2 separate regions of the Homo sapiens genome follow, and region 2 is linked to region 1. A link is an interaction called in ENCODE POLR2A ChIA-PET data of the cell type or tissue named here. Cell type or tissue: K562. All regions are shown on one strand. Each heading gives the region's core, and the rest is flanking DNA. Links, peaks and the distances in the headings are about the cores only. Region 1 overlaps ACTL8 (actin like 8). Region 2 overlaps ACTL8 (actin like 8).

What was found. Peaks named below come from ENCODE experiments on the same cell type or tissue, not always from the same donor. Only the 100,000 strongest peaks of a DNase experiment are listed, where the experiment ranks them.
Region 2: POLR2A ChIA-PET joins it to region 1 with 5 read pairs; 4 of 35 experiments call an interaction of 5 or more read pairs at or near these places.

What each region holds. Positions count from the first base shown.
Region 1 is chr1:17,763,608-17,775,171 of GRCh38, reverse strand. All of the region lies in intron 1 of ACTL8 (actin like 8), which reads right to left. Among named protein-coding and RNA genes, the nearest start is that of ACTL8, 14 kb to the right of the region's middle. RefSeq lists an enhancer at 6,547-7,113. In K562, for the core only: no CTCF peak of the experiment used is centred there; a DNase peak (open chromatin) is centred at 6,391; H3K27me3 peaks cover 3,549 bases.
Region 2 is chr1:17,824,081-17,835,644 of GRCh38, reverse strand. ACTL8 (actin like 8) reads right to left here. Exons shown (of 3, transcript NM_030812.3): 3 at 8,582-9,878. The coding sequence ends at 9,126. Among named protein-coding and RNA genes, the nearest start is that of ACTL8, 75 kb to the right of the region's middle. RefSeq lists an enhancer at 9,028-9,617. In K562, for the core only: a CTCF peak has its summit at 9,354 (motif pointing right); DNase peaks (open chromatin) are centred at 3,844 and 9,354; H3K27me3 peaks cover 935 bases.

The DNA of each region.
Region 1 (11,564 bases), core at 2,110-10,109:
TCAGCCTACCCACCTGTATTTAGAGAGCATCAGGCTAAATTTTGCTCTGATGTAAGGAGTCCTCTCAGAGTACAGACAGGGCAGCTGCAGAAGGCTGAGCCAGCAGGGGTGTCCTCCTAGAACTTTTGGGAAGGAGCAAGGAGCACCTCCCAGGAACCTCCAGGCCTCTCTCTCCTCACCTAGATTCCAGAGCCCACGCCTCCTGTCTAGGAATCAGGTAAATGAAGATGACTGGAGAGATGAAAGGGGAGCCTGGCATGGCAGGTACATCCACCCAGCTGAGAGAGGAGCATCATCTCCTGGGAGACGTAGACAAAGATGCTAGAGTCAAACCTTCAAAAGAGGCGGCCCTCAGCCCTCTTCCAGCGGCTCCAGGGGTCAGGTGCCTCTGTCAACACCTCTACCGCAGCTCAGAGCCTGGCCCGACAAGCTGCTGTGGTCCCAGAGTTGGCTGTGGCCTTGTCCACAAGGCCCCCTTGCGCGCTGCACTCCAGCCTCCCTGGCTCCCTTCTGCTCTTCAAACACTCCAGGCACATGCCTACCCCAGGACCTTTGCACCTGCTCTTCCTGCTGCCTGAACACCCTTCCCCCTGACAGTGGCACACCCTGCTCCTTCATAACCTTGGATTTCTCTACTCAGATGGCACCTTCTCAGTGGGCCTTCCCTGGCCCCTGAGGAGTTGAATTTTCAAGGCTCCCTAAACACCCCCTACCCCCAGTCCCCCAGTATCCTGTCCCCATTCCATTCTGACATACTGTAAGCTCCACGTGGGGCTGATATTTACGGAGCACCTACTATGTGCCTGGTGCTGGGTCTGGCCCTGGGACTCAGCAGCCTACACCCCGCCCCCACCCCCCAGCGTGGGCAAGGGCGCCTAGCTGTTCAGCTGGTGGAAGAGCTTTCCTCATTAGCAAAATGAGGGAAAGGCAGGAAGCGATTATTCGTCAGGCTGCCGAGTCCTCGGTCACAGAAAGTACCCCCCAAGCCCCTGCTGGAGCTAAACGAGCCCAGATTTTGGCCTCAGAGGACCCCAGGCTTTAGTTCCGACTCTGCAGTCCTCAAGTGTGAGACAGAAGGTGGCGCTACCTCTAGGCCATGACAGCAATGTCCACAGGTGGGCATCTAATTTGCTAAGGTGAACTCAGGCCAACCCCTGCACCATCTGGCCTCAGTCTACCCACCTGTATGCCCACCCCACCACCTCTGGCTACCCTCTTGTGCCAGGCATTACATAAACGTCACTCTAGTGCACCCTCTGTGGCCCTGCACAGACAGCCTCTTCTCCCTCCCTTCGCAAAGTAGAAGACGGAAGCTCAGAAATCCTGTTAATCTCACAATAACCAGCATCTGTTCGGCATGGGCCAAGTGCTGTTCTATGGACTCTGCATGAATTGCCTCTCCTAATCCTCTCATTAGGCCTGTGAGAGAGACCCTTTGATTATCCTTGCTTGGGCACAGAAAGGTCACGAATGTCGCCCAAAGTCACACAGCTAAGGGGAGAGCAGAAATGTGAGCCTTGCAGCCCCGCCTCCTCTTCATCAGGCTAAATTGCTCCCCAGCTTGTGTCAAGTAACTAGGACAGAACCGGGCACTCTGGAAATGCTCAATCCTGATACAAAGCTGCTCCACTCTATGGCATCATAAATAAACGCATAAGGGTAGAGCTAAGCCGGCACCTACCACTGTATTTGGCTATTTTAGAAGAGCCTGCATTTGTTAATGCTTGCTGCGTGCTAGGAAAGGCTTCCCCTGCATTCTCGCTAATTGTTATTACTTGTGTCTTCTCATTTCACAAAGGAGGGACCACAGAGGTGAGACAGCTTGGCTAAGCTCACAGAGCAAGGCACAGCGATCGGTGAGCCAGGAGCTGGAGCTATGGCCCCAGGGTCCAGACTCTCAGCCTGGTGCTCTCTAGACTTCAGAGGGGCCACCAGTAGGTACACAGCCGGCAGCCAGGAGCTACTCGAACAAAGAAAAGCTCTGCTTCTCCTAAACACATAGAACAAGCCTCTAATCCTTGTTATTAACGTAAATAATATTCCAGCAAAGAAAGCAAACTCCCTATCTTCTCGAGGGGCTTCGGAGGATTACGTCGACAGTGTCCGACGCAGCGAGGACAATAACCAATTGACTCTTATTAAAACTCCAATAATGCTGGTATGATTGCTGCTTTGATAAGCTCGCTGCTGTGAGCGAGGGTCAACCACATTAGGAAAATGTAATTAGACTAATAAATTCCAGGCAATCCTTTTTTTTTTCCTTTCCTCTTTGCTCTAAGGAAGAGGTACTCACAAGACCTCATTACCCACACAGAGGCCCCATGGTGGGCTTTGATGCAAAAGAAAGCGGTTCTTAGACTGCCTGGGTCTGGCCCCAGAAACACCCCTCTGGGTCCCTGTAGCTCCAGAGCACGTGGGACTTACTGGTCAAATGGCAGAGGCTCCAGGGAGCTGGGAGCTAGGGATGCATGGCCAATTCCTGCTAAACATCACTGCTCCCCTCTCGTTCAAAAGGGAGCCCCCCAACCTCTTCCCACCACTATTGGGCTCCCTCTCTCCGGTCCAGCATGATCCTGCATAAACTACATCTTTGCTGAGTTTGTGTGGTCAGAATTGTGGAGCTGCCCCAACATCCCTGGTGTCAGCTTTCCCCCAAATAATGGGTGGGATCAGAAGTTATGAGGGATCCAGTATGGTGCCTTGAGATCCCAAAAGACAAGCTGCTGGGGTCTGGGGGAGAAACCGACTTTAGGAGAGGATCAACCTCACCGAAAGCCCAGAAACCTTCACAGGCCCTGAAGTGCCGAGTAACAGCCCACCTTCTGGGGTGAGGTGAGCCTTACAAGGAAGTCCCTATCTAGAAAAGACCCTCCCACCGCTCATAACTCCCGATCCAAAGTGCAGTTCATGCTGCCATAACACTAATTTTTAAAATGCGTATTTGTTCCAATGCAATCGATACATTAGGGAATAATCTGAGCATTATGCAAACTTCTCATGTGTTGATTCAGGACTTTTCCCCTAGAAACACTAGGTGAACACGGAAGACTACACCCAGCAGAGCTCAGCCTCACGGGGATACACGAAGCGCATGCACTGCACAAGGTCCACAGCGAAGGTTAGCGCTGCATCCTGTCTCCCACCACCTCCCTGTTCTCCTGCTTTCTGTCTCTGTCTCTCCTGTTCAAATGGGGAGAATGTGGCCTGTGCATGTCACTGGATTATTTGAGAAGGCAGGAAGAGGACAAGATACTTCACGAATTAAGAAAAGGACCGTGGAAGAATAGGAAAACACCCCCTCTTCCATTAGCCTTGATGGTGCTGCAAGAAACGGTGGTGACCCCAGCACCTCAGTGTCCATTTGTCCAGCCGGTGAGCACGCCCCCTCCACTGCAGCATGTCAGGAGTATCTGTCCTCTGCTTGACACCCCCAGTGACAGGCACTCAACTATGCCCAAGGCAGTCTATAGCAACTTTCAGTACCTCTAGCTGCTAGGGGCCTCGAAGCCAAAAATCTACCTCCCTGTCAATTCTGCCAATCGGGCCTGGAGGACACACCTCTGGGACAGTGCAGGACAAATCCCATCTTCCCTTCCTGGTAGTAACGGTTTATATGCTCCTTCCCCCAAACCAAGTCACCTCTTTCTGAGCCAAATATCTGACTGTCTTCAACCCGCCCTCCTGAGATAAAAAGAATAATGATAAAGATCAAGGTAATATCAGTGACTGACATTTAATAAACACATAATAGGCATTATTCTATACTAGGAGTCAGCAAACTATGGCCCACGGGCCAAATCCGGCTCACTGCCTGTTTTTATATGGCCCGAGAGCCAAGAATGGTTTTTGTATTTTTAAATGTTGAAAAAAAAAATCAGAAGAAGACTATTTTGTGACACATGAAAAGTATCTGAAATTCAAATTTCAGTGTCTATAAATAAAGTTTTATTGGAACACAGCCACGCCCATCATTTACATATTATCTATCTATGGCTGCTTTCAAGTTACAACAGCTGAGTTGCAGCGTCCGACAGAGACCATATGGCCCACAAAGCCCAAAATGTTTACAATCTGGTCTTTTACAGAAAAAGTTTGCCGCCCCTGTTCTATACGCTTTACAAGTATCATCTCAATCCTCACGATAACCTATGAGGCGGTAACTGCTGTCATCTTCCCATTACAGATGAGTTCTTAGAAGCTCAGAGATGTTAAGTAAATTACCCGCGCCCCCAGCCTCACAGCGGTGAAGCCAGGATCCAAACCCAGGCATTTGACTCCAATGTCTGTATCCTACCCACTTCCCCTATTCTTCCCGGTCAGAGCCCAGGACTGACAACTGCTATCAGCACCACAATCTCAGTGGAGCCACTTCCCTTTCCTGACTATACAGTCCATCTTGGTTTCACTGTGCATGGCGAGAATGACCAGCTCATTGGCCACTATGACCTCTAGATCCTCTTCTGCCACTACTGTCTCTCTGAGGTCTTTCCCAAACTCTGCACTGTGCATGGTAGAAATGACCAGCACATTGGCCAGTATGACCCCTAGATCCTCTTTTAAGCCTTTGGTTCCTATAGGTCTTTCCCAAGCCCACCCTTAAAAGGGCCTATAAACTCACTGCTCTCTGGATACTAAAGAAACTAATCCACGAACACCCTCCAGACTGGGGACTAAGGTAGCAGCTAATGTGATAAAGTCGGTAGCTCTTAGCCAGAGGTCTCTAAAAATTTATGAGAGACAATAAATCTTGCTCTTGGGCTGCCCACTGGCTTCAAATAAACCTGTCCTGCCCCTGATTTTGCAGGTGTAGAAAGTAGAGGTCCCTGGAACTGCTGTCTGAGTTATGAAAATCTCAAGGCCACCCTCCCTGCTTCCTTCTCTCTGAATCTACGAGGAGAGAAAAGGTAGCATACTCTGTTGCCACAGAAACTAGGCTAGGCTAAGTCTGCAGCAGGAAGGATTAAAGATAGATGTCAGGAGGAGGAAGTAATCTGGAGAGAGAGGTATAAGCACACCAATTCTACATCTCTGATTAAAGTTTCTCAAAGAGGCTTCTACCCCATTATTAACTCTGAGCTCAGATGCCAATTATAAACCACAGACCTCATCAATAAATACAAATCAACATATCTAGAAGGCAAATATTTTATTTTTATTTATACGCCTATTAAATGTAGCCATAGCTCATCTGGCTGGAGGAGACCCAAATAATCCAGACACTGCAAGCTGGTGACTCCACAGGCCAGTTTCAGGCCATGGAGCTACTATTATTGGCCTATACTATCTTTCAAAAATTTCAAATAAGTTGCTAACATTTAAAATTTCAATTATTTTGGAGCATAGTTCAGATTTCTGGATTTTCTTGAAAATAATCCAAAGATGTGGCCCAAGAAGCCCTACACAGCAACAGCTGGTTGGCCCCGAGCTGGGGTTGACTCTATGAGCTGAGCACGTGCCCACCAGGCCCCTTGTATTCCCATGCCCTCTTCTGCCCTGCGCCTGGTTTATTTCATGCCTCTGTCTCTCCTGGAGGGCCCCTGCAGGCATGTGGGCTTGTAACACCCTGCCACGATCACCACCACCCCCTTTTTACTGGTGGACAAACTGAGGCTTACAGAGAAGAACTGTCTTGCCTAACAAGAGGCAGGGAATTCGTGACAGAGCAGGTCCCCAATGTCCAGGGCAGGACTCAGCTCAGCCCTGTCTGGAAGGAAAGTCTAGAAGGTGGGTTACTATCTACCAGCTACAAACGTGTCTAAGGTGAAAATTAGATTTTTCTGCTGACTCTGATTTTGCTAGCTTTGTACCAGCTCTTTACAGAGGAAATGGAGAGAAGAGAAACAGCTCTGCAGTGACAAGGAGAAAGTCTCCCCAGACCCTCTCCCTACACTCTGCCACCCCTGCCGGCCCACAGCCATGCCCAATGTGCTCTAGGGATACTGGGGAAGGGAAGGCTGAAGGAAAAGAATCAAGGCGCTCAACAGGACAGATCAGCAGCTGCTTGACTTCACAGCTGGCGATTCTGCAACACAGACCAGTGGAGAATATTGGCCAGGCCTGGGCGACGTAGCAAGAAGCAGGACCTTCTTTGCGACTGACTCACTATGTGACTTTGTCCAAGTCACTTAACCTCTCTGACCCCCCGTCTCTTCATCTGTATAAAAGGGAAATAGCAGCATCAGTAGGTTAAACAGGCTACAACAAAGCACTATTAGTATAGTGTCAGGCACATAGGAGGGATGTCATGAAGCAGTGGACCACTCCTCCCGCTCTGCTTCCTGACACAATTACCCTCCCAAGACTACACTCCTCAGCCTGGTGTCCAAAGACATCTTCAGCCTGCAGCTCCAGCCTCACTCCCCACTCCCTAGCAGTGAGTCAGCAACTCTGCCCCTCACCTCCACCAAACCCAGCCTCCAGGCCTTCGCCCCTGCAGTGAGCCTGACTCAGAGCTCCATTCCCCAAACGCCCCTCCTATTCCAGGCAACCCAGCCCTAGAGGCCCAGCCGGATCACTGTGTCCAAAACTTCCCCAGACCTGGGAACCCCTCTGCACTCTGAGCCCAGCCCGTTCACTGGCTCAGAGGAACTCGGTCCTGTACTTTAACATTCCATTTGATGATATCCTCCATCCTTAGCATCTTAAAAGACCAAAACACAGCTCACATGTGTGGCTCTTCTAGGGTACAGGAGGTACTTGTAGCAGCCAAGTGCCCAGCCTCTCTTCTTCTGACACCAGCACCCCAAAATTCCTTTCCAGGAGTGATCCTCTCCCCAAACTGCAGTCTTGGCAGGACTGTTGAACATGAGCCCTGCACACTGCCAGGCCAGGCCTCGCCACAAGGTCAAATCCCCACCAGTTAGGTCCCCTCTCTCTGGGTACATGGATTTCCAGTCTTGCAAAATTCTCAAGCTGGCTGGAGCCACCCATCCTGGTGGGGTCCCCAGAGGGCCTTGAGCAGATCTTGCTAGAAACACCACCCACCCACCCCCACCTGCCCGCCACCCTATTCCCAACCAGAGTTAGCTGGGTTCCCACCTTTTCCCAGCCAGTCTTTTGGCCCAACTTCAGATACAAGAGTTTCCTTCTGATGATTCCTTTTCTGCTGCAGTTGGCCAGAGGCAATTTCTATTGCTTACACACACGGAGCCCTGACTGATTCTCTAAAACCCCACATCACATATATGCTCACCCCTGCCCCCCAGGACTGAACCCACAGACACCCAGTCCCACCAGAGGGATTCACGAGCACCCATTCTGCACACCCAGGGAGGCTGGGGCCTCATGCTTTCGAGAAAAGCCACACTGCCACCTGCTTGAGTAACGCAGTGTCATTCCTCCCGTGTCAGCAGTCACGGCATCAGACTGAGCCGAGAAGCCAAGCAGGGACATTGTCTCGTGTGAAATAAGTAAATAAAGGCAACAATGAGACATAACTGAGCAGGCAACACATAAAGCAGGTATTTCTGCAGATGCCAAAAATAATAATAAAGCACCTATGGAGGATAAACATGGTGAGCACTGATCTACAGTCAATACCCAAAAAGCAAAGGGCTTACTGCGCACCAAATAACCACTGGACAAGGCAGCCACAAAAGAGCAGTGCCCGGGAGCCATGCACCCAGCCACGGGCTTAGACAAGGCCAAACTCAACCCCCAGGAGAGCAGGGAAGGTCTTAGCCGGGAGAGAAGGATGTGCAGACGTCAGTCCGGGAGGAAAGGGAAGAGAGCGATATCTAAGAAGAGACTCTTTAGAAGCACCCTGAGGCTAAGTTGCCAGCATCGTCTCACCCCTGTACCACAGGGACGGCCCCCACACTGGCCCCCCTGCCTCCGCCTCATCCCCCGGCTCTGTCTCCAGCAGCGAAGTCGGATCCTATCATCCGATGCAACCCCAGCATCTCCTCACTCTTACCGTTCTGACCTCACCTCCTGATGCCCTCCTCACTGTTTCCAGAGCAGGCCTCCACAGTCCCACCGCAGGGCCTTTGCAGACGCTGCTCTCTGCCTGGAACCCCTTCTTCATGATGCTCACCCGTCTCGCTTCCCCCTCAGGTGTCTGCTTCCCCCGTCCCTGACCACTGTGGCCAAAGTCACCTTCTTCATCACTCTCTGTTCCCGTTCCATTCATTGTTCTCCATAGTTCTCCCAACCTGAAACCACATTCATCATCTGCATATCTTGTCTCCCCCAACTAGAATGGAACTGCACGGGGGCAAAACTTTGTCTGTTTTGCCCAGGACTGAATCCTCAGCACCTAGAACAATGGTCAGTACATAATAGATTCATTCATTCATTCATTCAACCATAGCTTAGGAATGAATGAACAAATGAACACCCCTGAGAAAAAAATGCAGTAAGTTCCAGGAATTATGGCTTTCTAGATGATTTATATGGCAGTATGGTCAAAGCTTGGTCTCTGAAGACTACGTGGGTTCCAATCCCAGCTCCATCACATTATGGCTCCCAGTCCTGGGCTAAATATACCCTCTCTGGGCATCAGTTTCCTCATCTGTAAAGTGGGGATAATCACAGCCCCCACCACAGTGGGCTTCAGGGAGGAATAAATGCATTAACACATGGCAAGTCAATTAGGACGGTGCCTGACAGGCTGTCAGCGCCCAAGGTTGTGACTTTTGCTTTTGCTATTGCTACTCTGCAACCAACTTTAGATAGTGGTAGAATAATCAGGAGGCCCTCTTGAATGGGATATTTGCACAGAAGAGGTCCCAGACCGAGTGTGTGTGACATGGGAGCAGAAGACCCGGGTTTGAGCCAGGCTCTGCCACTCATACGCTGTACAATTTCAAGGAATGCACAAGTTCTCTGCCGATTAAGTCAGGGCCAAAGTACCAGTCCCAGCCTCACGAGGCTGCTACAAGGCTCCAGATTGGATCAGGGATGTGAACACAATTTTGGGAAGACAGGGGAGTGAATCAACACATCACATCTATTAGTCACTACATTTGCAAAGCAGCCAAAGTCAAAAAGCCAGGGTTCAGAGGTCCCACCTCCATCACAGCCGTGGAGCACCCAGATGCCTTTGGAGACATCAGCAGTGCTTTCAAAGCCTCAATTACAAGGGCTGGGAGTGTCACAGGGTGTCATTGCTTCTCACATTTTGGTCACAATATCATCCAAAGGCTGAGGGTGACACTGGGAAAATTACAGTAATTACTCTGCAGGAGGGCAGGCCACAGGAAGTTGGCTGCTCTAAAACCTGGGGTGAGATTTAACTCCCTGGGAGTTGAGAGAGGTCTCGAGGGAACCTCTGCCTCACATCCTAGGACCCGGGAAATGGCGCCCATGCCAGATGTAATGAACCCACAGCTCATCAAACCAGGCAGGCAGGAAAGCCTGGTGGGTAAGAGCACAGATGTCAGGTCAGACCAGTCAGCTCTGCCCTGCAAGGGGCCAGACATTGTCCTGAGAGACCTCACATTCCGGGGAGTGGAGACAGATCGTGAATAAGTGAGTGAATCAGACATTTATAGAGAGCCGGGTGACGTGCTACGAGGGAGCAACAATGACATCATGTGTGGAATGGAGCCAGGGCTCTGGTCAGACCTCTTAAGAGGGGAACCCTGAGCTGAGACCTAAGAGATGCTACATAGCCTGCCATGGAGAGGGGCTTGGGCACGTTACCTCACTTTCCTGGGCCTCGGTTTCCTCACCTGTCAAATGGGTATGTTATCACACCAACTCCATATGGTTATTGCGAGTGTCTGATGAGTTAATGTGTAAAAAGCACAGGGTCCTGTCTGTAGGTAGAGCTCAAGCAGAGGTGGTTTGGAGGCAAGGAGTGGGGGACAGTGCGGCCTCCATGCCAGGCACTCTCCTAGGCACCAGGACACCACAGTGAACTAAGGCAGATAAAAATCCCTGCCCACGTGGAGGTTACTCTTTAGTACACTTGGCCTGGACAGCCAAGTTGACATGTTTCTCTTCCTTCAGGCCCACCACACTCAGGGACCCAGAGGAGGAAGGCCAGCCCCAACCTGCTCCACACAGCCCCAGACCCGGTGATCGCTGCCTGCTCATCTCAAAGAAGGAAGCGTCCAGCACCTCCAGTTGGTACCATCTCCCCACAAGCTGGATTCCAGCAGCATCCCTTCCAACTCCACTCTGGCTGGAGCCCCCAACCGCTGCACAGTTGGCACCTGGGACTTGTGCATCATGGTGGCTTTACCTGGGTGGATTCCAACATCTGGTGTCTATACAGCCCCCCTACCCAGATCCGGGGGCCCCAAGTCATGTGCCATCTTGAGCCACTAGGCAAGGGCACAGAGAGCCAGCGACCAGGCCATCTCCAAGGGAGGCTAAATGGAGAGATGGAAAGGGAGACACTGCAGCCTGTTAACACATCAGTTTCTGCGTGAACTCCCCCGGGGAGCCAGGCAGGCAACGCTGGAGGAACGCGGGCCTCAAGACAAGTGGAATTTCTTTTAAAGAAATATTCAGCTATTAAAACCCAGGCTCTCAGGCCACATCAGGCATGCCAAGTGGGGCTGGAGGATCATCAACAGCGTGGGGGCGACACAAGGAGGACGAGGCTGAACCCAATAGGCATCAGGATGAGAGATGCTGTGGGGGGGTGCCCAGAAGCTTAGGCTGCTGAAGTCACAGCATCACCAACCCCACCTCCAAGGGTACCCAGGACTGGAAGCTGCCTGTCAGAACCTCGTAGCATTCCTGACCATGCCTAACAGAGCAATAAGAAGAAACATTGGGCTGGAAAGAAGTGAACCCCCAGTTTTCAGGCTGACTTTATGACCAGTCCCCCCTGGCTTGCCCACTGGTGTTCATCCAAGCTTTATAGAGAGCCAACTATGTGCCAGGCATGGAGCTTGAGGGTGTCTCAACCTGAGCACTGTTGACATTTGAGGCAGGATGACTGTCTGCAGCAGGGGCCGGCCTGTGCACTGCAGGATACAGAGCAGCTTCCCTGGCCTCTACCCACCCCTTGCGTCACACCTAAGGCCAGCCCCACTGTCAGCCGGGAACTGGACCATAGCTGCCCACCAAGGGAAGGGACCAGCCAGAGGCTTCTGCCTCCATGAAAGCACCAGCACCCCCACCCCCACCCCCACCGGGGTTTCCCGAGCCCTGCTCAGCTCAACACAGAGCTGCTTTCCAACCTTTGCTATTCTTGTCTGGGACATATTATCAAAAATAATGATTATCATGATAGAAGGCACTAGATCAATCATTGTCCCAGTTAGCCCATTTAGTAAATGGGAAGCTGAGGCTCAGACCTGCTGAGTCATCAGCCGGTAAAGCATGGAGCTCCATCGCAACCCCTGTTTCCAGAGGGCCAACCCCTGTTTCCCGAGGGCGGAAGCCCCCACTGCACACTCACAAAACCTGTCAGCCCCAAGGCTCCCAACCGCTCATCCTTTTCTGCAGGGGGAGGGAATGGGGGAGAAAAGACTAAGGAACATTTTGCCATAAGCCTTCCCCTGCCCTAGGTGCCACTAAAACTCAGAAATCCTGGCAACCCTCTCATGGAGAGCACCTGCGGCTAATGAGGAATAGGATGGGGAAGACGTAATGAGCTGCTTACA
Region 2 (11,564 bases), core at 2,780-10,779, 60 kb before region 1:
CACGACAGAAAGTTCTACCAGGCAGCTAACTAAATATACATCCCTGCAGATGAGAGGCTTTCAAACCTCCTAGAAAGGCATCTCCATCAATGCACTCACAAGGCTATACCAATCTTTAGCTCAATGCCAGAAAGTTTTACAAGCGGATCACCTCAATACCTCCTGCTGGATGCTGGAGCCACATGCCTTTGTTTGGTTCTCAGAAGAGAAGGAAGAGTTGACTGCCCATCCTGTGTGTAGATTATAGACACACCCTCAGGGAAGGAAGATTCCATCACTAATTCATTTGATAAACATTTATTGAGCAACTACTATGTGCTGTCACTGTTCTAGGCACTGGGGATAACAGCAGTGAATGAAACAAATTCCTGCCTTCATGGAGCTTCATTCTAATGGAGAGACAAATTAGAAAAAAAAATCAAATAAATCAGGAAGAGGGAAGAGAGGAGCTGTGGGGGCTTTTAATTTTTAATGGGAATGGGGGCAGTCAGGGATGTCCTCTCTAGTAAAGTGGCATTTGACCAAAGACTTGAAGAAGCAAGAAAATGCACCAGCAGCTGTCTGGGGAAGGTGCTGCAGGCAGAAAGAACAGCAAGGGGAAAGGTCTGGGCAGAGCACACTTGGCAGGACCAGGGAGCAGTGGGGAGGCCGGTCTAGTTCCTGGGGGGCCTGAAGACTGAGCGAGGGAGAGGAGAGGCGATCAGAGTGGACCAGGAGCCAGACTGAGCAGGCCCTTACAGGATGCAGTGGGGACTTGGGCTTTCTACTGTGCATGAGATGGGAGGGCTTTTAAGCAAAGGGGCTGAATGGCCCGACACGGCCTTTCACAGGTTCCCTGCGGAATGGGGGTAGAGACAAAGCTGAAGACAGGAAAGGCTGGTAAGAGCTCCTTGCGGGAACCCAGGTGAGAGACGGTGGCCTGTGGAGCAGGTAAAGAGTGGCAGTTTATGGAGAGAGTCTGAAGTCAGAGACAACAGGGAAAGTATTTATTGTGACTCCTGCTTATCCAAGGTGAATCTGACTTTCAAGGTCATGGCCACCAGGTCAACAGTTTAGCCTAAAGGAGTCCTTACCTGACACTGACATTCTCTTTTTTGACTCCAGTCCTCCAGAAGCTGGAGGAGAGGCAGCTTTTCACATTAAAACTCTTACCCAGCACTTAAAGGAGAGGCCTGGTCTGAGCCTGCTCTGAGACGTGCCATGAGGCTCTCAGGGGTGTCAGGATGAGAGCATCCATCTACATCTGGCAAGATGCTGCTCCCTGCAGCAGAGTCACCAACTCACAGCCTCCAGCCACAACTGATAACCCCAGACCAATTGTGTCTGTTCATGCCAAGGACCCCCTATGAAAGCAGCTGAAAAGATGAGTAAACATGATCGCAATCACGATAATCATAGCAGCAGCCAACACTGCACATTCACTAAGTGCCAGGCCCCGCGCTAAGCTTTCTGCTTAAGGTAAGCTCAGATAATGCTTTATAAGCCATAGGGTAGATACTATGATTATCCTCATTTTAGAGATGAGGGGTTTGGAGCTCAGAGACGCTAGGTAATCAGCCGAAGGTCACACAGCTAGACAGTGACAGAGCCAGGGTGGAAATTCGGGCTTCTCCTCCAGCCTTTATCCTTCCAGACTGAGCGGCTCTTGGCTGAACGGACCCTCTCAAGGGCTCACCAGGCAGATCCACCTTGTTTCACCTCCTCATCGCCTTGGCCCCGGCTCCACCATCCCCACCCTTCTCTTCCAAGACAGGGCCAGCCCTCGACACGTACCCCCTTTCCCTCCCCATGCACAGATGGTTCCACTGACTCCCCAAGTCAAAGGCTCCCCCATTTCCTACCTGGAGCGAGACCACATTAACTCCAGGTAGAGAGCCAGGTGGTTGGAACCAGGTGCTGCTTTTAGAGAGATGAAAGCCAAGTTGGTCTTTGCTTATTGCAGAGACAACAAACTCATACCTTAGCCAGGCCCTCAGGGACCATCTCTAATGACTATGCAATGACTATGGTGTTTGATAAAATAACACGACCACAGGAAGATTGTTTCCGCCACCTCCATGGCCTCCTGATGGGCCAGGCCCTGTGCTAAATACACAGCCACACACAACCCTGCTGCACAGCTGGGGCTGATGGCCAGTCTGTACCATTTTGCAGATGTGGAAACTGAGGCTCAGAAAAGCTAAGTAACCTGCTCAGGGTTTTGCAGCTAGTGAGGGGTAGGGGATGGGCGGTGGGGGTGAAACAACAATTTGCACAGTTTCACTGTCTGCACGGCCCACTCTCCCAAAGACTATCACGCCAGCTAGGCGAGGGAATGCGTCCTGAATCATGTTCTCTTCAGCAGGTTAAACATCACACCTGCAATTTTGCTCTTTTACTTTCAACCAACCCATTCTTTGCTCCATAAATCACGCAGTATCCTACCCTTGTCAAAATCATCAAAGGCCCAATTAACCCTGAATGCCGTGGCCCCTTCTCTGCAAACTGCCCCCAAAACCATGGCATTTCAGGCTGGGAATATTACAAAGCTGGTGGAAAACCAGCCCAGCAGGCAAGCAAGCATTCACTCTACAGTGACCCCGTAGGGGGAAGGGAAAGCCCACATGGGTAAGAAAACCACCCACAGCAGCTAAATTCCGACTGCCAAGCCTTTATTAGTGGTGACAAAAGGTAGCAAAAACAGCACAGAGCTTTCTACTCCCAGGTGGGGGTTGCAGTCCCAGGAATTAGTCATGTTTTGACTGGTAGAGTTATGGAATTCATAATGGAGGCCCTGGAGAAATTAAACCCGGATTACGACCAACCCCTTCCCCCTGCCGAATGTCTCCAGTGGGAGCAACATGGCAAGGCTCTCAGTCGCTCCAGGAGACTGATTTGCTGGCTGGAAGAGCTGGGCTAAGATCATGACCCCACAAGCACAGGGTTACAGAGGAGATGGCTCTGGCCTGCCCCCCACCTCCCTGGGGGTATGTCCACTCCCATCAAACCCTAAGGAGTGGGAGTCAGGTCTGTTCTCCATGTCCCCAGCAGCCCCACCTGGTGTTCAGCAAGGCTTGCCAAGATGAATCTGTGTCTTCAGTTCATCAGTGTTGTCCTTCCTAGGTGAAAGCAATGTCCTCTCCCTGGAGGGAGGTAATTGTAGAGGGGACAACCACAGATCTAGGTAATCAGGAGAATGGCCTGAATTTGGGCGAGTGTCATTAACTCTGTATTAATTACAGAAGAAGAGTAGACCCACCTCTCATACTCTGATTTTAGGGCCTCTTAAAACTCTGAAGATTCCTAAGATGGTTGTATATCAAGATCCTAACACGTTAGTGGAAAAGTTAATCAAAAGGACAGGATGAAAAGGAACCTTTCCTAGTAGCATGAATGTGTGCTGGGGCCCGTGCATCATCGTGGAGTCTCCTGGCATCCTTAGTCCTGGATTTTTCTTGCAGTGATTCAGGGAGAAAAATTACCTTTATTGAGCACCTACTATGTGCCAAGCTCTGCTAAGCCACTTTACAAACATGCTTCAATTTAACAGAGCCTAGCAAAGGGCCTAGGACACAGAGAAAGTGCTTACTGAATTTCACTAAATGGATAAATGGCTTTAATTCCCATATCAGCCTTATGAGTTAGGTATTATTATCACCACTTTACAGATGAGGCCATGGAACCAGAGACGGGCAGTGCTTTGCCCAAAGCAACACAGCTTATAAGTGAGGAACAGAGATTCCGGCCTGCATCTGCCTGACTTTGACAACAGAGTTTGTCCTCTCCGCCAGGGTTCCTGCTTTCTCAGTAGGGACTGGCTTCTTGGAACCAGAAATCATGAATGAGAGGGGAGAGGAGGTGAGAAGCCCAGGGGAGCTGTCCAAGACTTGTAGTGCTGAACGGAAGAGCTAATGGAACAAGCACAGATGTACGCAACTGACGAAGAGCTGGTCTTGCCCTCAATGTGAATTCATCTCATTTTTCCACCTTGAGATTACTCTTCCGAAGTCTTTCACTCTGGGCTGCCTTTCCTGCCATAACCCAGGCACTAAAATAGCTCCAAAATTGATAACTAATTGCAACCACTGCTGGAGGATAGGGAAGATCTGTTAGCCCCTCAAACTCACCAAGACCCCAAGTATCACTGAAGCCAAATTCCCAACCCAAGACATCAGAGGGGAACAAGGTCCCAGGTGATATAGAATTGTTAGCCTAGAGTCTAGTGAAATATCTATTTTATGGTGTATGTTATCACTCTTTGTCTGATCCCTCTCTGAGCCCCTATATTCTCCGAGCTATACCCAGAGAGCCCTGCGTTCTCCAGTGATGTCATAATTCTGCTTACAAGTCTGTCCTTGATGTGACCCCTGATGTCCTTCAAGAGCTGAGCCTGTCAACAACCACCTTCATCCTTCCCTACTCCCTCTCATTCCCCAGCCACTTCAAATGTTCCATCTATTTAACCCCCCATACCAAGGTGTCAAAGGCAACCATGGGGGTGGCAGTGGGGAAAAGCATTCCAAACAAAAGGAACAGCATCTGCAAAGTCCTGTTCCTCTGGCAAGAGCCACCTCAGGCATCATTTCCTACAAGAAGACACCTCTGGCTGTTTACCTCTCCCTGGTGCCATGTACCCTCCGACACCTGTGATACCTCCGTGTCCAGAATGTGATTCTACCCCATCACTCCATGTCTTAGTCTGTTCCTGCTGCCATAGTAAAATACCACAGACTGCATAATTTACAAAGATTAGAAATGTTTGGCTCACAGGTCTGGAGGTCAAGATCAAGGCACCCACAGATCTGGTGTCTGGTGAGGGTCCACTCTCTGATTCCAAGACCGTGCCTTATCGCTGCATCCTCCAGAAGGGAGGAATGCTGTGCTTTCACATTGTGGAAGACTGGAGGGCCAGGCACACAAGGCCCTCTTCTATGGGGAATTAGTCCCATTCATGAGGACAGAACCCTCATGACAATCACTTACTTCCGAAAAGGCCCCACCTTTTTACCACCACCACTATGGGGATGAGGTTTCAACATGAATTTTGTAGGGATACAAACATTCAGACCACAACATTCAGACAAGAAAAGAAATTACCCTGCAATGCCTTTCCCCGGGGAAACTAAGCCAGCACTTTATGTTTTAACCATGTTGTATCACTAGCATCTATCTGCCTGTGAACAAGTACATATAAAATGAGCCAGGTGTGTGCCTAGGGATTTGGCCAATAGAGGCTGGTGTGTACGAAATAATAGCTAACCTTCATGTGCCTGGTGTTCGCTTAGTGTTTTATGTATGTTAACTCACTAAAACTATATGGCAATCATCTAAGCCACCCTGAGGTAGGCATCTTTATTGGGCCCACTTTACAGAGAGGCAAAGTAAGGCATAGGGAGGTTAGCAGAGCCAGAAAGCAGCAGAGCGGGGACTGCAGTCCATGAAGTCTGGCTTCAGAGCTCATGCCCTTGTCCATTTTACCATCTGTCTAAGAAAGGGCCCTGGAGGTGGGAGAGGCCACACACTTCTCCTCTAGAGCCAGGAGGGTGCTCAGTGTCAATGTCGACTTGGTTCTCTGCATCAGCAGAACCTAAAGTTTCTGCCAGGGTTATCTTGGGGAACTCAGGCATCCAAACCCTACCCACACCCAGATGCAAGGGTACTAAGCCCCAGCCTTGGCAGCAGAAATTGGCAGGACTGTATCCTCAGAACTGGGGATGGGTTGCCTGGGGGCTCTTTCCCTTTGTCCCCTCTGCCAGCCCCACCCAGCCCCTGACCCAGCTGCCAAGACCCTGCCTCCCTCCCCTCTGCACCTGGCTGCCCCTGGCAGGCAGCCCCAGACCTCTCACAGAGGATGAGCCTCCTCGAGCTCTGAGCAGCTGCCAGGACTTGCTGGAGCCCAGCAGGCATCTTCTGGGCACCACGTACCACCCCGCCAGGCCAGGCGTGCCAGCAGTTCCGCATTAGGTTGAAGGCCCCACACGGCCCATGGAGCTGCTATTTTTAATTTAATTGGAGAGTCAGAGGAGAGAGATAGTACCCAACAAGGGAGTTCTAAAAGCTTTGGGAGTGGGGGAGGGGGGAGAGAAAGTGAAGAAAAGTTCATAATTATACACTAGGCAGCCAGATTTGATGCTTGAACAGAAAGGTTAAATGTTACATTCAGAATGAAATGAGGAAAAGGGTTCTGATGACAGTTGCCCAGAGCTAAATAAGGAAAGAAAATGCCCCTTGCCCATCTCCTCTCCAGGCCCTCCTTTTCCTTGTCCTCATTTCTAAGTTTCCCCCACTTCTGCCTTTTAAGGCTCAGGTGTGTACAAATATAGGGGTTTCAAATGCAAAGATTTCTGCCCAGGGTGCCCACACCTCGACTGCTATCCGAAAGCAGCTTTCACACAAGCCTGGAAAAAATCACACATCCGCATCTCAGGCCAAGGGAACCAAGAAGGCCCAGAAAGCTGAGAAGGCAGCCTGCCACTATCGGTGATAACACAGGCTTTAGTATGGACAGACCTAGATTCAAAGCCCTCCTCTGCCAAGGAACAGACACTGTGAATCAGCTCACTCAAACCTGTGTGTCACCTATTTCAGCTACCTCCAAGTAATGAGCCAAACAGAAATCTGCTAGGTGACAACTTTCTAATAGCAAGTGACAGACCCAGATAAGACACTCCCTTCATGCTTCCTTTTCCTGCAGGAAATATAGGGGGTGATGCCTGGAGCTGCCACAGCTGTTTTGTGACCACAATCCAACAAGCCTACATGCTGAAGGTGGAGAAATGGAAAGAAAAAGAGAGACCTTGGTGATGTAGATTTGACACTGTTCACCTGGAGTGTCTACTTGTTGCCTGAGACAAATAAATCTGTTTCAGCCACTTTTAGCCTAGTGTTCTAGGAATGCTGAATCCATTCCTAACTCTGACAAATCATGATTAGCTTGAACTTGAGTGTGAACTTGAACAAGTGTTTAACATCGCTCATCTTTGGTTTTCTTATTTGTAAGTGGAGACAAACGTCACTCATTTCACAGTGTGCACGTGAGGATTAAATGTGATTCCATTTGTAAAGCTCTCACCACAACGCCTGGCAAGCGATGGTAGCTGCCATTGTTATTAACACTCATGTTTAATAGGCGAGTGACATCAACTTAAAAGCTTGAAAGTCATTTCTCTTACCTCAGTAGCACGTCACAGCTTCAAAGTGAGTTCTCATCCCCTATCTTAGTTCATCTTCAACTCCAAATCTCTGAGAGAAGGTGGTTATTACTTCCTATTTTATACTTGATAGACTCAAAGAGGTTAAATAACTTGCCCAAGGCAGCTCAGCTCATGATAGGGCCAGCCTGAAACTCAATCTGACACCAAGTCTGGGGCTTGCACCAGGCTGGTTCTGAGTTGGTCTACCTAAGAATTGTTATTCCAGGCCCCCACTCTTTTCCCTGGGGACTGCTGATGCTTCAAGTGTGGGAGCAAACACATGAGAATATGGCTCATGTGTTCAAAGACAAGGTGAGTTGGACTCTGCCCTCCAAATTCCTCTACTTGCCCTGAGATATCTGGGTTCCTTGAGCTTCAGTCTTCCAAACTACACTTGTTACTCTATTCCAGCTCTTAACATTAAGGAGCCAAGAATCCCTTTCAGAAACAGCTGGATAACACTGTGGTTGAGAGTCCAGGCTGGGTTCAAACCCCAGTTCTGGCACTTAACAGAAAACACATTTTATTAAATAAATAGTATATTGTGGCTCCCTTCTCTGTATTAGTCAGAGTAAGCAAAACAGTTGCTGTAACAAACATCCCCACACTCTCAGTGGCTGAACATAGATTCCTCATGCCACAGGCTAGTGTTGGTGGGGTTGGGCAGGGGTTTCTGCTCCACCTAGGCACTCAGGCTCCTTCCATCTGCAGCATTTGCCATCCATCCCCTAGGGCTTACACGTCCTCCCCATTGACCCATCCCACAGGCTGTGAAGGAGTATTTTTAAGGTCAGGTGCATGCCAACTGAGCCAGAACTCAGCCACCTGGCCCTATATAACTGCTGGAGACTTGGGAGCATTGCCTCACAGTGTGCCGTGGAAGGAGAAGACACAGTTACTGATGGTCCCTAGCAACCTCATCTCAGTCCACTCCATTGAAAGTGGCCATCCCTCCACCTCCAGATCACATGACCGTGTCACATTTGATTCATTTCATTCTTCATCATCAGAAATATGTTTACTTATATACTGTCTACAATAGATCCCACAGGAGGCTGTAAGCTTGAAACCAGAAACCTTGTACATCTTTCTCAAGTCCCCAAGGTCCAGCACAGCTCCTAAAACATGCTAGGTACTTGAATATGCATCAGATATATACCAAACAAATACGAATAAGAAGGGAAACTTTAAACAGAATATTGGGACACCTGGGATGGATGGATAGAATGTGGCAGTGAAAGAACACGGGGTCCAGACCCTTGCCTATTCTGCTCAGTGGCAGCCACTGTTCATAGGCCCCAGACACCTCAGAGCCCGCCCTGGCCCCCACCTGGCTCTCTCACACTTACACTCCCTAAGTCTCCCCAAGGGGCTGCGCACCCTACCCCCATCCATCACAGGAGCCAGCATTGCTTCCAAACAAGCTATTTATTTGCAGATATAAAACAAGATCCAACCACGGGTGGCAAGGGCATCCCAGGCTCACCTGCAGCAATGCCTCCCTGGCCAGAAAGGGCCTGTAGGACCAGAAATGTCAACTGTCCCCCATCCCCTAGTCAAAAATAATTGGGACTCCTAGCAGGAGTGCTACCCCAGTTAAAACCTACTCAACCAAGAAGAATGAGACAAACCAGGGGAAATGCCAATGAAAAATCAGTGGCTCTCAGGCATGGAGATGGCAGTCAGCCACTCATACCCCAATGATAGGCCACCCTGGAAAAACTGTCCCCTGCAGGGTTTCCAAGGATGACATCTTGTCTTCCCCCTTGGGTAGGTCCCACTCTTGCAACAAGATAAAACCTTAGAACCTAAAAAATACCCTCATGCCCCTAGAATTCCAAAGCCAGCTCACCCCACCCCACCTCATTCTACCCCCACCCAGAACATTTTGCTAAAATTAATCCGCCCGTGCCCATCTAACAGGAGCCCATTCTCAGGAGTGAGCCAGTAGGGTCACATCCTCATATGCTCACCATACTCCTCTCGGGACATCCACTCAGACTGGTAGGTAGAAAGGTGAGCCACCACGGACGCTCCTAGCCAGACACTAAAGTTTCTATTGGAACCCTCCCAGACTGTGGCCTTGGTGGAGGAGACGTGATCCCCCATCAGCTCCCTGAACAGGCGCTTTGTGAACCCGGGATAGAGGGTGTTGCCCCCGCAGGCCATCACGTGGGAGACCAGCAGGGGGCGCAGGGAGATCTCGCAGGACTCCACGGATTCCACAATGGCCCGTGGGATGCTGGGCCCCGGCTGCTCGAACACCTGCGGGCTAAAGAACATCTCAGGAGCCACCCGCTGCATGGGGGTCAGCTCCACGCGGGAGCCGTCTGGGAGCTGATAGGTGTTGCTCTCATCCAAGGCACTCTGCTGCCTCTCACGAAAGTCCAGGGCCTCCCCCAGATTCTGCGGCACGTAGCACTTGTTCATCTGAGTCACGGCGACTGTCTCCAGCTGAAACAGGCAGCGTCTATCGCAATCTTCCTTAAAGAGACTCTTGAGGAGATAGGCGGAGAGATCCTGGCCGGCGAACTCCAGCGTCTTGCCGCTGGCGGGCAAGGGGCGGCCCTGGTGGAAAGGCTGCACGCGGGTCAGGCCATAGCCAGAATCAACCACCACTCCGGTCAGGAGGCCAGAGGCATACAGGGACATCTGCAGCTGGTCGGCCAGGAGGACCGATGGGACATGCAGCAACTCAAACAGGATCTGCAACGAGGGAGAATTCACTCAGTGCATTTCCCCCCAGCCTGCTCAGCAGTCAAAGCTGAAGTCAGCACAGAGCCCCATCCTCGGGGGGACTCTCGGGCTGCCCCAGGATGCTGCGCCCAGGGCCCCTGGAGCTTATGCAGTGAGGATAATGCAGCAGCTCTGGAGGATTAGAAGGGGAGCTGGGTTTGCCCTCAGGAGCTTGTCTGGTCGTGGCTGTTCAGAAGACCACTTCGGTGAAGAGGTGAGAAGAGCTCTGTGGCTGCAAGAAATGGTTCTGGGACACTGGCTGCAGGAGCAACATGGCCACGGGTCACATGTGCAGCCTGAACCGCCTCTTTAGAAGGAAGAACAGATTAGAAAAGAAACAAGTGTTGCGTATTCACCACTGTCTCCAAACAGTGGAGGAAGACTGGAAAAGACAGACCAGAAAGATAAGACAGACAAGAAAAAAGACGCCAGAACGAAGGAAAAAGGAAAGGAAGGAAGAAAAGAAAAGAAAAGAAAAAAGAAAAAAAGGGAAAAGATGCTCACTGCCTGGCAGGAAAAGCCTTATTTTTTCTTTTAAATAAAAACCTTACAAACGTCAAGACAAACCCGGAATTCTGGTATTTAGGGTTTGCCAGAGTCCCTGGGCTGGTTTTCTCCCCCTGCTCCTCACCCCCTGAATCTTTACAAAGCCCCCCTGCCCCCCATTCCTCAGCTCTGGCAGCCTCCCCAAGGTTCTAATCCCATAGAAGCAGAAAGATCCTAACAGTCAACCCTTCTGTGGTCCCAGCCACTTACTCACCTCTTCAAGCCCCCACAAGCCCATCGTCTCCCCTCAGTGGGAGGGGGCTCCCTCCATTACTACTCTCAGAAAATTGTCCCCCCACCAGCCATTTCTCAAAATAGCAGCCAAGGTCCTCTTTTTCAAATAGAAAATCAGATACAACTCCCCCATTTAAAACTCTCCATTTAAAACTCCCCAGGAACTTCCTATTCACTTAGAGCAGTGGCTGGCAAGCATTTTCTGTAAAGGGATAGACAGTAAGGGTTGCCAAATTCAGCAAATAAAACTACAGGATGCCCAGTTACATGTGAATGTCAGATCAATAATAAATAATATTGTAGTGTAAGTATGCCCCATGCAATATGAAACATACTTAAATACTAAGACATTATTTGTAATTTATCTGAAACTCAAGTCTAACTAGGCATCACGTATTTTACCTAGTAAACCTACAATAGTAAATATTTTAGCCTTTAACTTGATGTATGGTCTCAAACAGTCTCTGCTGCAACAACTTAACTCAGATGCTGTCGTATGAAAGCACACTCTGCCAAACCCTAAATATCAGAATTCCTGTTTTGTCTTCATGTTTGGAAAGTTTTTATTTAAAAAATAATAATAGGGCTTTACCTACCAGGCAATGAGCATATGTTCTTTTTTCTTTCCTCTCTCTTTCTATCTTACATAACATATAAATGAATGTGTGTGGCTATGTTCCAATAAAACTTTATTTACAAAATAGGTGGTGGGCCGGATTTGGCTCACTGGGTTGCCAATCCTTGATTTAAAGTAGAATCCAAGCACTCCCCACAGCCTACCAGGCCTACAAGGCCCAGCCTCCTCCAACCTCACCATCCTATTTGCCTCTTGCCGCTCTTGCTGCTGAAATCACCTCCGTCAGAGAAGCCCTTCCT